Regions from separate parts of the Homo sapiens genome. Here region 2 is linked to region 1. The links are chromatin loops, found by intact Hi-C in ENCODE. Cell type or tissue: heart left ventricle. All regions are shown on one strand.

What was found. A loop is a pair of places that touch in the nucleus more often than their neighbours do. Peaks named below come from ENCODE experiments on the same cell type or tissue, not always from the same donor. Only the 100,000 strongest peaks of a DNase experiment are listed, where the experiment ranks them.
Region 2: it touches region 1 in a loop (2.8-fold over the local background); 20 of 110 quality-filtered maps call a loop at or near these places.

Annotation. Positions count from the first base shown.
Region 1 is chr2:176,266,577-176,274,576 of GRCh38, reverse strand. It overlaps MTX2 (metaxin 2), which reads right to left and starts at 5,135. Exons shown (of 10, transcript NM_006554.5): 1 at 4,908-5,135. The coding sequence starts at 4,947. RefSeq lists enhancers at 4,241-4,866, 4,867-5,494 and a silencer at 5,199-5,288. In heart left ventricle, a CTCF peak has its summit at 4,930; a DNase peak (open chromatin) is centred at 5,156; H3K4me3 peaks cover 2,279 bases; H3K27ac peaks cover 1,010 bases.
Region 2 is chr2:176,450,999-176,458,998 of GRCh38, reverse strand. No RefSeq gene overlaps it. Among named protein-coding and RNA genes, the nearest start is that of NRAL, 53 kb to the left of the region's middle. RefSeq lists silencers at 3,798-3,847, 3,764-4,058. In heart left ventricle, a CTCF peak has its summit at 3,889 (motif pointing right); DNase peaks (open chromatin) are centred at 2,938 and 3,878; H3K27ac peaks cover 1,365 bases; H3K27me3 peaks cover 2,223 bases.

The DNA.
Region 1 (8,000 bases):
TGCACATACATGCATGTGTGTGTGTGGCTCGAGAGAGAAATAGATATCCTGGTACTTCTGCTTCTCTGGTTGAACTGACTGATAACAACTCTCTAAATACCCATCCGAGTAATACTACTTAAGTAAATTTTGGCTTCTTCATTACAATGAAATACTACATAACCATTTTAAAATGATGATGTGTAATTCCATTCACAGACATGAAAAGAGATCCCAATATATGACAAAACAGGTTACAAAAAATTATGCATATTATATGTCGATTTTTTTAATTCAGGGAAAGAGAATGAAATAGCTTTGCTCATCAAAGTTTTAATGATGGATGGAATTTTAAAGTCTTAATCTGTGTGGTATGATTTCAGGTAATTTTTACTTTATCTCTGGATTGTTTTCATTTTCCATAATGGCAACATATCATTATCATTATCAGGAAAAAAAAACTAGACAACAAACCTTTCTCATTTGACAGGAAAAAAATGTCAGGTAGACTTACATTAAATGGTTAAAACGGTGCCCAGAGTCTTAAAGGATGAACAGGAGTTATTCAAGCAAAGTGCACATCTCAGGCAAGGGGCAAGGAAAGAAGTGACAAGACATGAGGCTGTCCTACTGACAATGAGAAACCAACAAAATGTTAAAACAAGAGGAGGTTTTTTTTTTTTTAAGGAAAATTAAAATAAAACAAAACAAACAAAAAACCCACTGAGGCTTGCAGTGTATGGACTCTACTGGAAGGAAGCCAGACTGGAAGCAGAGAAATCAATTCAGAGACTACTATGGTTATCTAAGCAAAAAATGACAAAGCTTTGAACTAAGGTAACAGCAGTAGAAATGGACAGAATAAGTCCTATTTAGGAACGATAACTGAGAAAAGTTGGCAAGGGAAATACTGGTAGTAAGGAGATAGAAGCAGTTCACTTAAACTGGGGAGTTCAGAGAAGACTTCTAAAAAGATATCCTTATGAATAAGGATCTCAAAGAAGTCACTTCAAGAATACCACAGAGAGATGCCAGATATCTTTAAATGTTTCCAAAAGAAATAATCAGTGTTAGCTCATGTCCACAGGAAGGAAAGGTAATAAGCAAAGTGTTGGATACACTAAAAATTAGAGCTCTCAACTACAAAAACAGATTCATAATTACTTAAGTTATAACAGATCTATATAGATACATAACTCCAACCTGTACTACCAGAAACAGAACACTGTGAATAGTTGCTGGATTTGAGTCACATTTATAAGTCATTTACAAGTCAAACACAGGGTTTCCGATAAATTATTACTTTAACCACTGCTATAGTCTGAATATCCCCTTCACAACTCATGCTGAAATGGAATTACCATTCTGACAGTATTAACAGGTGGGATTGTTAAGAGATGACTAGATCATGAGGGCTCCACCCTCATGAATGGATTCATCTCTTTATCCCAAGAGTAGGTTGTTGTAAAAGCAAGTTCAGCCCTCTCAGTCCCTGGCTCTTGCCCTCCCTGGCCTTTCCACCTTCTGCCACAGGATAATGCAGCACAAAGGCTCGCATCAGATACCGGCACCTTGAAGCTGGAGTTCGTTGCCTCCCAAAATGTGAGACTTGAATTTTTTTTCTTTGTAACTTACCTAGTCTGTGGTATTCTGTTATAGCAACACAAAACAGATTAAGGCAGCCTCCTGTTTTCACTTCTTGGCAAAACATAATCTTATAAATTTTAACAATTACAATCATTTAAATTACAAAAGTAAACTATGCTCACTATAGTAATTCAAACAATTCAGAAATATAGTTCCTCCACCCTCTACCAACAATCTATCTTTATTATCCCAATCGCTAGTTACAATTAGTTGAATATTCTTAACATATATAAACATATGTATGTTTATATAGATTTCATGAGTTCATACAAAATAGATATTATTTTATAACTTTTTACTTAATATAACCATAGCTTTCAAGACAACGTATTTAACAGATATACTTCTTCATTTTTGGATCTGTAAAAATGTGACCATACCATAATTTTTGTATAAATGTTTTTGACAAATAATAACTGTACATTTAGGAGGTACAACGTGATATTTTGAACTAAATAAATCAAAGAATAGAAAGAATAAATCAAGGTAATTAATATATCCATCACCGCACCAACTTAAATTTTTGTAAGAAAATTATAAATCTAAGCCTTTAGCAATTTTGAAATATATAATACATTATTATTAACTGTGGTCACCTTGCAGTGCAATAGATCACTAAAACTTTTTCTTCTAGTCTAACAAACTTTGTTCCCTTTGATCAACATCTCTTCTCCATTCCTCTTCCCCATCTCTCACCTCTGTCCCCCTCAGCCTCTGGTAACCACCTTTCTATTCTGTTTCTAGGAGATCAACTTTCTTAGATTTCCCCAAAAAGATTAGATTTTAGATCACTACTTGTCTTTCTATGTCTAGCTTATTTCATTTAGCATAATGTCCTCCAGATCCATCCATTTTATCACAAATGATAGGGTTTCCTTCTTTTTTAAGGCTGAATAGTATTCCATTGTATCTTATATACATTTTCTTTATCCATTCATCCACTGATAAACACCTGGGTTGCTTCCATATCTTGGCTATTGTGAATACTGCTGCAATGAACATGGGACTGCACATACCTCTTAGACAATTTCAATTCCTTTGGATACATGCCCAGAAGTGGAATTGGTGGATTGGTGTACAATAATTTGACATATATTTAAAACATTTCTAGTTTTTCGCTATTACAAATAATGCTGCAATTAATATCATTGTGTATTTCTTTAAGTACTGGTCTTTACATTTCTATCAGATAAACCCCCATAAGTAGAATTTTCAGGCCAGAGAATGTCATTTTAATAAATATTGCTACATTACGTTCCCAAAAAGTAATACTAACTTACAGACCCAATAGTTTGAGAGTAACTTTTCCCCATGCCCTATTAGTACTAGAAATCATATTCACTTTTGTCCATCTGATGGCAGGGGTGGGAGGATGCTATACATTATTAGGGACAGAGAACATCTTTTCATCTGTTCACTGTCCATCTATATTTCACCCTTTTGTGAAATGCCTGTTCCAATCCTTTGTCCTTGATTCTGTTGGTTTGTCTTCTTATTTGTACTAACTTGAGATGTCTTTTATCAAAGTTTTAAAATTTTTTCGGCAATCAAATCTGCCAATTTCTTCTCTTATGGATTATGAATTCTTAAGTTTTGCTTAGGCCTCTTCTGCTATCCAAGGATTATTAAAATAATCTATGTTTTCCTCTAATTATTTTATTACAATTTTGTTGTTTTATATTTAGATCTTTAATCAATCTGGAATTTATTCATGTGGTGTAATGACTTAGTAGTTGTTCCAACACCATTTATTGAATTATCCATTTTTAAATGCTTCCTCCTAGAGTAACAGATCACTACAAATAGCTAAGACGGCAGACAGACAAAATGCCTAGAAATTTTTAAACGTCACTACTTAAAGCAGTATCCAAAGTTTATTAAAAGACATTCATCATTTTCTCATTAAAAGAAATCACATATTAGGACACATGCACACAGTGAACCACTCAACATACACTGTGAAGTTTTTTTTTTCAACATAGTAGCAAACTAAATTAAATCGCTGATCTAACTATATAAGCCTGATTTTGTTTCAACATAAATGGTAAAAGCAGAAATAATCATTGCTTGAAATCTCAAGATTAGTCATTGATTTGGGTCGCAAATATTTATTGAGCACCAACTGACTATGGATACAATGGGGAACAAAACAAGTTTGATCCCTACTTTCAGGAAGCTTGCAATCTAGTAGGAGCTTCTCTCCTCTAAAAAATAATGTTTTTAAGTGAAGAAGGAAAAAAAAGAAATGTACGTTCACACAAACGCAAAGCAGTGAAAAACATTCCGGCAAATTTTATGACACATTCTGTACTTCCCATTTCCAAAATACTATCTTATTACTTCAAATGTACCTATTTATTGTGGTGACTGTCTTCATTACTGTACTCATGTTGAAAACACTGCTAGGGAGTTATGACTAATTCCATTAGCCTCTATCTCAAAGTACCTATGTTTAGTCTCCTCACTTTCTCAACAATATTTAATTTCTTTCATTACAATAAATAAAAACCTCAATAAGAGAAATTACAAACCTATATACATCAGTCATGTTCAGTCCACCGACTCAAAAGTATTTCTTTAAAGTACATGCAGATTTAAAAATTTTCCATGAATCCGCGCGGGCGTGGTGGCGGGCGCCTGTAATCCCAACTACTCGGGAGGCTAAGGCAGGAGAATCGCTTGAACCCGGGAAGCGGAGGTTGCAGTGAGCCCAGGTTGTGCCACTGCACTCCAGCCTCGGTGACAAAAGAGAAACTCCGTCTCAACAAATAAATAAATAAATAACTCCTAGAGTCTTAGCAAATGGCACTACTGTGTCGCTGGGAGACGAAGCAAGAAGTCTGGTGTTCCCTCAACAATAGGTAACAACTGATTAGTGACAGTCACCTTAAACTTTTTGAGTACCAAGACCCAGAAACTGCCACCACTCTTAGACTGAAGCGTTCAGATGCTTGCCCCTGTGGTAACGCCCCCCACCTCAATCCCAATCCAAGGCCTCCCCCTCATACTCCAGCACCTCCCAACTGAATGGGGAGGTGGGACAAAGTACCGCCCAAGGGAAGGAGACGGGACTCCTGCTCCTGCGGGGTGACCTTGGCCAAGTGTCTCCTTCTCAGTTTTCCCATATGTGAGATAAGGTTGGTAGTCCGTGCCCGCCTCCACCATCCGGGCCGGGTTCAGCGTATAATGCCGCAAGGCTGGAGGAAAGCTCCAGCCCTGTACCCCACGCGGCTCCCCGAGACCGCGCCGCCACCTTCTGGGTCTGCGGCCAGCCGCGCTACCTGCAATCTGGGAGACGAAGGCTTCCGCCACTAGAGACATGTCGGCTGGGAGGCCCGGCGCCCGGGTGCCTGCCCCCCACGGGCCTCAGCGTCCTCCACCGCAAACCCGGAGGCTCTCGGCAGTTAACGAGCCTAGCCCCGCCAACGTTCAGACTCGCAAAGCCCACTCCAACAGCAGCGGCGGCTGCAGTGAGGCCCCCAAGGTTACCGCCAGGCCTGGCTAGGGACTTCCGGCGCAGCCGACAACGGCACTCGAGCGCTTCCGCCGGCCCCGCCCCCGCGCCGTCCTACGGGGCGCCGGCGCGGCTAGCTCCGTCCAGCCAATTCCAGGCTCTGCGCTGGGGGCCCGCAGGTGGAAGCGAAGTACCCGACTCGTCTCCCACCCAGGGGACTGGCAGGGGAATCTGGGAGATTTTTAGCGTCCTTTCTGTAAGCCAGAATTTTGTAACCGAGTAACATTTGTAAACGCCCACTGGATACCAGGCACTTATATACCTATATCTACACACACATATATACATATATACACACACACATACACACATATATAATATATACACGTATATATGTACACATGTACATATATACACATATATACATATATATACACATATATTCTATTTGACTTCGTCTTCTCAACAACCCATTAAAGTAATAATATTATCGCCATTTTACGGATAAGAATATAGGCTTAAGGAGTTTAAACTGCCTGCCCAGGCAGTCCTCCAAGGACCAGATTCAAGGCTGCATGAATTCCCTCTATTCCATTATATTGCTGGGTTGATTAGTCCGTGGATAGACATTAGTGTTTTTTGTTGTTGTTGTTTATTCAAACATGCTTGGCAGAAAGGAGGCTTGAGCAGCGCCTAAGCCAGAAGGTAATTTGTCCTTCAACTCCATACACCCGAAATGATGCTCAGCTTGGAGAATAAGATACTTTAGTTTCACACACTTCTCACCTTTCGGGGGTGAACGGGGCAGGAAGAGGAGAAACTAAATTCCCTGAGTAACTTTGTCTTAACCTAATAGCTTCTTAAATTACACAATTAAAGAAAAATCATATGCATTACAGATTGGTGGTATTACAAGTGGGACAGGCTTCAGAGCTGGTAACCCAAAGCCCCCTTCACTGATGAGAAACAAGTTCAGAGAGGTGAGGTAACTCATTTTAAATCACACAGTAAATCAAAAAGTCAGACAGCTTACTAGGTTTTTGCAGAGGAAACCTGTATTCTAAGAATTACTGTCCATGACATTTAGAAAGCTATATTTCCATTCTTTATATCCGTAGATCTCTATTACTGTTCATTCTGCCTCCTTAACTAGCGTGGTTGGTTTCCTAGAGCTGCCAGATTACCACAAACTGGTTGGCTAAACAACAGAAATTCATTCTCACAATTCTGGAGGCTAGAAGTCTGAAATCAAGGTGTCAGCAGGGCCATGCTGTCTTGCAAGGCTCCAGAGAAGGGGGTTGCCGGCAATCTTCCATGTACTTTGGCTTGTAGATACATCACTCCAATCTCTGCCACCACATCACACGGCATTCCCCCTGTGTGTCAATGTGTTCAAATTTCTCTCTTCTTGAGAAATAACACCAGTCATTGTGTTAGGGACCCCCACCCTAATCCAGCAGGACCTCATCTTAACATGATTTCTTTTCTTTTCTTTTCTTTTTTTTTTTTTTTTTTTTTGAGATGGAGTCTTGCTCTGTCACCTAGGCTGGAGTGCAGTGGCGTGATCTCGGCCCACTGCAACCTCCACCTTCCAGGTTCAAGCGATTCTCCTGCCTTGGCCTCCCAAATAGCTGAGATTACAGGTGCGTGCCACCATGCCCGGCTAATTTTTGTATTTTTAGTAGAGACCGGGTTTCACCATGTTGGCCAGGCTGGTCTCGAACTCCTGACCTCATGATCCGCCCGCCTTGGCTTCACAAAGTGCTGGAATTACAGGCGTGAGCCACTGTGCCCAGCCCCATAATTTTTTTAAGGTTAAGTCATATTTTCATCTCCCTCAGCAAAAGGAAGCTTCTTAAACAGCATTTAAATTTACCCAATAATTTACATTGACATAAACACAGCAGCGTCTTAGGAAGTAGTGTCTTCTCTATAGCTGAAATTCAGAGTTGACAAGCAGCTGTGAATAGTAGAAATACAGGGAAGATAATATTAATAGGTTTTTCTTGTTTGTGCAGAGAGAGGTAACACTGATAGTAAAGAATACATGAGATCCAATTTCCTCCTCATCCCATAGGTATTATTGACCAAGAGAAATGAGCTGTTCCAGATACTTTGTTATCAATCAAAAGAAAAGCTTTCAGGCCCTGTCTGTTCTCCTCACAGTGGAGAATTATGTATAACTGTAATAATGAAGAAGACATATCATCACTTTAAGTTCTATTATTAATTTTGGTTTGTCATTTTTATAAAGCTGAAGACACAATATTTTGACTACTTTTTGACAGATTTGAAGTTTAAGATTTCTCCATATCATAGGGCCTGTGTGAGAACTTGAGCCAAAGTCCCTAGAGAGTAATGAAGATTCAACTGGGGAAACCAAAATCAAACATATCCAAAGGGTAGAAGTGAGCCCCAAAGTGGAAGAGACTGGAAAGAGCCAGAGACTGGACACAGATGCAAGAGAAACAGAGCAAGATTAGAGGCAAAGTAGAATGTGCCCTTAAAATTTAAGTTAAGTACCCATGGCTTGATGCATGATACATGCATGAACTGAGCTGGCTGGAAGGTACTGGTTTGGGACTGACACCAATCATCTTTATTATGGCAAGTGCCTTAGTCCATTAGGGCTGCTATAACAAAATATCTTAGTCTGGATAATTTATAAACAGAAATATACTGCCCTGACTTTCGGAGGTTGGAAAGTCCATGATCAAGGCACCAGCAGATTCAGTGTCTTGGGGGTCCCAGTTCTCACAGATAGCACCTTGTACATGTCCTCACATGGCAGAAGGGCAAAAGGGGCAAATAAACTCCCTTGGGCCTCTTTTATAAGGACACTAATCCCATACATAAGGGCAGAGCCCTCTTGACCTAATTACCTCCTAAATTCCCCACCTCTTCTTAATACTACCATAGT
Region 2 (8,000 bases), 180 kb before region 1:
ATCTGGCAGTTTCTCCAATGGTTAAACATTTCTATTCCTCACCTAAGAGAGGAATTTCTGGCTAGTTGACTTGATATCCCCCAGGTAGCTTTCCTACAATAACCCTGTGGGGGCTTGACTCAACACTTCTACTCCTAAGTGAGAAACAGAAATGAAAACATATTTCCTCACCAAAACTTGTACCTGAATGTTCATAGGAGTATTATTCATAATTGCTACAAAGTGGAAACAACCCAAATACCTATTAACCGATGAATAAATTAAAAATGGTATATACAGTGGAATATTAGCCAGTAATGAAAAGAAATGCAGTATTAATACATGCTACAACACTGCTGAATCTGAAAACACAGCCCAAAAGAAGCCAGTCACCAAAAATCACATTTTATGTGAGTCCATTTATACGAAATGTCCAGAATAGGCAAATCCATAGAGAAAGAAGGCAGATTAATAGATGTCTAGCACAGAGGGACTTGAGGGTAAGTGGGGAATGGCTGTGGAATTTCTCGTTGGGGTGATGAACATATTCTAAAATTGATTGTTGTGATGGGCTCACAATTCCGTGAATATATTAAAAGCCATCAAACTGTACACTTTATATGGGTGAATTGTATGGTATATGAATTGTATCTCAATAAACCTGTTATTTGATAACAACAAAATCCTCTAGGGCCAAGCACAGAAGCTAGCACGAAGTAGGTGTTCAATAAATATTTGTTGGATAATGAGTGAATGGGGGGATTCAGTCGCAGATTAAATTAATAACATGGAGTAAGCGAGCAGAATTCAGACATGTATCTCAGGTGTGGACTCACTCATATTGTTCCTTGGGAAGCCTTTATGGAAATCTCAGAATCTGGTTGTGTAGTGCAGTCTCCTCCAGGGCCTGCCCTTCCCCCTTTGCCCCATTCATGTCACCTGAATTACCTGTTCTCCGGGAGGACAGAGGACACAGCTGCATCCCCACAACCCCCCAGCACAATTTTTGGTGTTCAATGAACACTTGGAAACTCAGTGCCTGTGTGAGAAACCAATTCAATATTTAATTACATCCATTGTATTTACTAAAAAGCTACTTTATGCCAGGGCAACATATTGGGTGCTATGGGGAATATAAAAAGGTTAACAGGCTTCTGAAATTGTTTGACATGTTATTATAAACATGTACCACTTTTGTAATACAAAAATAAGTAATAGTTTTTAAAAGTTCTAAGTCCTCATCTCCTGAATATTTAAAAGAAAAAAAGTGGTTACTAACTCAGAAAGTCTGCCATCAATAGCTGATAACCACAGATTTCAACATAAATAATTTGGATGCAAGCCATGATGAGCTAAGTGAGTGAATGGAGTGTATCAAAAGTGAATGTGCTTCCAAGTCTGAACCTTGGCTCAGCCTCGTATGAACTATAATTTCAGACAGGCTGCTGGGCTAGTTGGAACCTCAGTTTCCTCATCTGTAACATAGGAACCTTGATACAGCTGTCTACTTTATAGGACTGTTGTGAATATAAAATGAGATCATCAATGTAAAATTCTGCAAATTATCAGTGGCAATATTAGGAGTGGTATACAGAGGAAGAGGTGGTTTCTACAGAGATCTGGAAAGCAGGTGGCCTTTGGTCTAGGGCTTCAGGGAGGTTGTGGTTAATTCCATGGTCTCTGGAGTCAGACTACTCAGGGTTCTAATCCTGGAGTGGCCCCTTATTTGCTTTGGGAATTTGGGCAAGTTACTTCTCATCTGGCTCATTTTCTTTCACTGCTCAATAGGGGAAATTAAAAGCACCTACTTTATAGGGATGTGGTGAGAACTGAGTGAGAAGTTGGATTGTTGTGCTGGTTTAGTAGATAGTAAGCCCTCCATCAAGGGCAGCTGTTACTCAGGTCCTCCTTTTTAAGAGTGACCTGGGCCAAGCACTTTTCGAATGGCTAAAAAGATAAGGATCAAAACAACCTTCTAAACACCACAGTGCCCTGTGAAAAAATTGTCAGCCTCTTAATAATAGTTCATTGTGATCACTCATCCTACAACTATCTTCTGAAGCCTATCACAGTTACTGAAGCCAAAGTTTTCCTTTATGTAGCTGGTTTGAGATACCTTGTGAATGGCTTTAGAAAGCTCTCGAGCAATTTGGCAGTCCCTGTGTTTCCCTGCAATGGGCTATTGGAAACTCCACTAGAAAGCTGATCATCATTGAATACATTGGTGTCTTCCATAAGAATGATGTCAAAGATGGGGACAGTACTGCTATCTGTCCAGACTCAACAGGACACTAAAGATGGGCTAGGTTCCAGAAGAAGAGGAAACCAATAGGTTCTGTGCATGAAGAACCTACATGTGGCCTCATCTTAGTTAGAGAGGGTTTGGTTCACCATTTCACCTCCCCCCCACCCAACTCGTTTCCATTATATATTCCTGTATTAATGAAATTATGTACTTATTACCCATTTCCTTGGTACTCAAACTGTAGTGTGTATCAGAATAACCCAGAGAGCTTGTACAAACACAGATTCCTGGGCCGTATACTAAAGTTTCTTCCTCAGTATGTCTGGGATGGGGCACATTTCCATCAGTTTCCCAGGTGACATGATGCTGCTAGTCTACGGAACACAGAGAATCAGTTACCTATCCTAACAGCTGCTTAGGGGAAAATTTTTGTTTAAGGTTGCCTTTCCCTTTAAAACAACTGTGACAGTAGTAGAGCCTTTCAGATAATGTGTGACGCACGCAGCTTGGGAAGTTTCTAAGGGTGGACCTTCTGAGAGGCACTGATTCAGGAGCTGATCAATTGCAGCTGCTCTGATGAAATATCCTATAATCAGTGACTGCTTGTCTTCACAGACCTCCCTTAGCACAAAAGGTTCCCAGACCAGCTGCAGGCTCCCAGCTTCCTGGAGCAGAGCTGCAGCTGGACCTACTTCCCTCTATCCAGGGGACTTGTGGGTGTGTTAAGGGCCTGAGCAGCCTGGCCTCAAGGGTGGACTTCCTCCCCACTTCCTCCCACCTCCTGACGTCAGCCCTCCTGCCAGAACCAGCCTACACTGTCTGGAGGGCAACTGCTGAAGGTTTGGTTGCCATGGCAACTGATCCTCTATCCACTGAGGGGTAGAGGAACCCTGGTGTGTGATTTGATGGGTGGGCTCCACCATTTCCATTTCTCCAGATGAAAGTATTTCATCACTAGAAACTCCTTTTGCAGTAAGCACTTTTCCATCCACGAATCCCGTCTTACAATCCAAACAGTCCTTAGGAGGAATGTGAATTCTTTCATCAAATGGAGCCTGGTACCAGCCTCAGAGGAGAAATTGCCAGACCTCATCCACGAAGAGAGGCTGACAGCAGCAATGCTACCTCCTTAACAATTGCACCAAAGTCCTGCTGTGAGGTACTTGCTGAGGGTGGAGAGTGACTGCCACCACAACAAACTGAGGTTGAGACCAATAGCTCTCCCTACAGATGGTGACATTTTTTAAAATCTCATGATTAAAAAGCTGAAGACTAGGGATGATCGCCAAACACCTGACCAGTCTGCCATCGTGATGAATAAATGTCCTTTGAGATTGGAATCCTACTGAACAGCACACTTTGTTGATGTTTCAGGACAAATGCACCTTCATGTTTTATTTTATATTTTATTTTGCTGTCAGCTATTTTAAGATCTTGAATCAGGTTACACATAAAAGAACTAGAGCCAGGATGTTTGGGAAATTAACAGATGATATTTAGCAAACATTTTGACGGGTCATAAAGAAACATCTGGGAGAGATGTCTGGGACCACGAGTTGTGTGCTGGGGGAAGGAGGCCCCTCTCCAGCAGCTGCATTAGGTTTCTGGGCTGAGCTGAGCTAAATCTTCAGAACGGATGACCGTGCAGTTCAAAGAGTCCCCAGCAGGGGGCACCCTTTTGCAGTAAACTCTCTCGGTTTTATAGCTTTGCTCTGCAGCAGCCGACCTTACAGATAATTGATATTTTGATTTCTCTAACCCTCTGCTTCCTCCTTCAAAGCAGACACTCCCCTCTAGGAAGCCTTCCTCCCACCTCTTATGAAAATGGACATTTTGATGAGTAGTGGTTCTTATAGCAAGGATTAAAAGCAAAATCTGAGGAAAGATGACTGTCAAGGAAATTAAATATAGATTATGAAGAAGGTTGAATACATGCCCACAAAAGTTTCAAGATAGGCTTGCCTGATTTTCATGATCAACTCAAAGGGCACAAGACATTTCTAGACTGTCTCATAAAAGCCTGCATCAATAATGCATATGTGTATCAGTATAAAACTGGCCTCCAGTTATTTAATTTCTCAAGGGTCAACTGTGTTCCTTGGCAACTTAAGCCTGTGTGGAAAGCACCTCATGTTCCCCTGGCAGTGCATAAATAATTATAATAAATAATCCACTCATTAGCTGAAATAATTAACCCTGTTTTAGACAATCCAAAAACATCTTGGAAGCAAATAATTCAGAAGTGGACAACAGTGTTCTCCTCTCAAAACCAAGATCCAGTATCACCAGCCATTGTTATTTAAACATTTTAAGAGACCTATTACTTTTGTTTTTTGAATAAACTTAGACAGTTTAGCTCATTACTCTCACACTTCACAGCTCCGTAGACACATGTGGGTAATATTCTCATTTTAAACTTGTGATAGATTTTGTAATTTGATAGTTTTTTTTTCATTTTCTTTTAAATATCTTTCTTGCAGGAGTTATTCTCTAGCAAGAGTTCACTATTCACCCTATTCTCTTTGCAGCCTGAGCCATGTTTTAAAAGCCAGTTCACTTATTAATCAAACTCCTATAGAACTTAGGTGGTATCTGTCACTGTTCTAGGCATTCTTGAAATTTTAAGTCCTTTAAACCTCATAACGTGGATACTACTCTTATGTGTTGTCACAGAGAGGTAATTGAGGCACAGAGAAATTAAGTAACTTGCCAGAATATGCAATAAACAGCACATAAACAAGTCAAGATTTGAACCCAGCCTGTCTGAAACCAAAGTCCAAGTATTAAATCAACATGTTACGTTATCTCTTAGTAGAGAAGGGGCAATAGTTGTATACAAACTCAGCTAGTGAGTGGCTATTTTAATGAAATGTGAAGACCTTTGGAAGGTATCTAGTCTAGTCCTTGGCACATAGTACATGTTCAATAAAAATTGGTACTGGGTGAGGAGGACTGATATATGTACACATATATATTGACCTATATTCATTTAGGGAAGTGGTTGGGAGCACTTGGTTATGCAGAAGTAGGATATTTCCAGCTCTTTCCATCACTATCTGTGTGGCCTTACTAAACCAACTCAATCACACTAATATCCATTTCCCCATCAGGAGATAATACCAGTAGATGCTACCTCACAGAGGTGAAGTGAGGATAAATGAAATAAGGCACACAAAAAACTTAGCACGGTGACTGGCATAGGGTAAAAGGTTATGATTCTTCCCTTTGGTTTCATTTAAACCCAGTTTTATTTAAAGACTTAGTGTATAGTATCATATAAGAGCAAATATTTATTCAAACATTCCCCCAAAAAGCAAGTTCAGCTATTTTTGGAGAGACACAGAAGCCTTTGGTAATCAACATTGATTGAGGGTTTTGAAAGGAAAAAACATTAACAGCACTATTAGAAAATCAGTTATGGGCTGAAATTTGCAAGGTTTATGGAGCTTCAAGTTCAATACTCCTCTGTCCCCAATACTTTATAATATGTGCCAGAGAAAACTGGAAATTCTACCCTTGACAGCCCAGACGATAAAGAAATCACAGAGGAGAAACAGATTGGCCATGCTTAGGGCAACAGAAGGGGAAAGCAGGCCTGACCCCCTCCTTCCCTCTCCTTGCTCCATCTCTCACCCCCATGCCATCACCTCTTCTCATTTCCTTCTCACTTCCTCTGGCCTGACTCCTCCTTACCACACCTTCTCCTGGAGCAGCTGTTGAATGGTGAAAGAGCACAGTGAGCTGCCTTTGCTGCCAGTGGCTGTGACAAGGCCCAGGTGGCCTCAGTGAATGATCAGGGTGGTCATGGCCTGACATGGATGGAGAGTGATTTTCCTCAGTCCACTATAGATGCGTAAGGGCCATTTTGGACCACTGCATGACACCTGATTAATGACTCCATATCAGTCCAGGGTAGCATTTTTCCAGTGGTCACATGCATGGCTGGGAAGTAGTATTTATGTGCCATCTTCCTGGGATTCTCGTGGACTCCATAGGCAATTTGAAGATAAGATTTTTTTTTTAAAGAGTCTTGCTCTGTCACCCAGGCTGGAGTGCAGTGGTACGATCTCGGCTCACTGCAGCCACCATCTCCCGGGTTCAAGTGATTCTCCTGCCTCAGCATCCCGAGTAGCTGGGATTACAGGCACCTGCCACCACGCCCAGCTAATTTTTGTGTTTTCAGTAGAGACGGGGTTTCACCATGTTAGCCAGGCTGGTCTTGAACTCCTGACCTCATATGATCCGCCTGCCTCGGCTTCCCAAAGTGCTAAGATTACAAGCGTGAGTCACCGTGCCTGGCCAAGATTTTAATATTGCTTTTTTTTTTGTTTGTTTGTTTTGCCACTTCTTGATGGTTTCTTTTACACCCAAAAAGAACTTTTCACTGATAAGGATTATGTGATGGCATAATTCTAAAATACAGAAAGAAAAAGAAAGAATCCAGAGACCTTGGTGCTGGGAAGAGGGGCCAGGCAGAGCCTTGGAAGTGGTGAGAAATACCAGGATCTCTCATGACCCACAAACAAGCCTGGAGACTGCTCCATGGTGTGTCTCCATATTTGTACATCCTGGGGAGCCCAAAGGACAGTTGGGGTCTTTTTATCAAAAACAGTAGGAAATAAATCCCAAAGAGATTTTACTATATAATCATATGTTTGCTGACATATTTCAAGCTCCCTTTACATGCCCAACACTGGGCTAGGAGCAACAGAGAGAAATAAGGCATAGTTCTTGCCTTCAAGGGACTTGCAGTCTGGTGGAGCGGAGGTCAAGGAGACCAGCCTTCACACACAGGATGCTGTGGACACCAGAGGGGAGTGCAGGGAGGGGAGCCTAACTTAGCTGAGGCTGTCTTGCAGAAAGCTTTGCGAGCCACCTGATCCTTAACAAACCTAGAAAGGAGGTTCTAGGCATCAGGAACTGCACCAAAGCATACAAGCACATGGAACAAATAGATACTGCAAGAAGCAAAGCTTACTCATGGGGAAATCATGAGAGATGATTCAAAGGTGGACAAGAGCCAGACTGTGAGTGGCCATGCTAAAGAATGAGAATTATAGGCCGGTCACAGTGGCTCACACCTGTAATCCCAGCACTTTGGGAGGCCAAGGTGGGCAGATCACCTGAGGTCAGCCTGGCCAACATGGTGAAACCCAATCTCTACTAAAAAAACAAAAAAATAGCCTGGCATGGTGGTGGGTGCCTGTAATCCCAGCTACTTGGGAGGCTGAGACAGGAGAACCACCTGAAATCAGGAGGTGGAGGTTGCAGTGAGCTGAGATCATGCCACTGCACTCCAGCCTGGGCAACAAGAGTGAAACTTCCTCTCAAAAAAAGAATGAGAATTGTAGACTCCAGGAGAAAGGAAACCACTAAGGTATGAGCTTGAGAGTGATACAATCAGAGTTGAATCTTAGAAAAATCATCTGGCAAGAGTGCAGGAGCTTATTGCCAAGGGTTGATCTGACAGTAGAAAGACCATAACCTGGGCTCACTTTGCAACTCCTTTCCCAAAGTGAATTTTCACCTGACATTAAAGAAACATCCCAGCAGCCCACATTTATAGGGGCCAATGGCTCTAACACTGACTCCTCCTACCTGCGTAGATGAAGCAGGGCCATGAATTATTTGCAGCTCTTTTCTTAAAGAGATGGAATCCATTTTCCTACTCCTTGAATCAGGGCTGCGCTTGTGACTTACTTTGACCAACAGAAGTGTTGTTGTGAGGCTTCCAAGCCCAGGCCTTAAGAGATCTTGCAGCTTCCACTCTCACTCT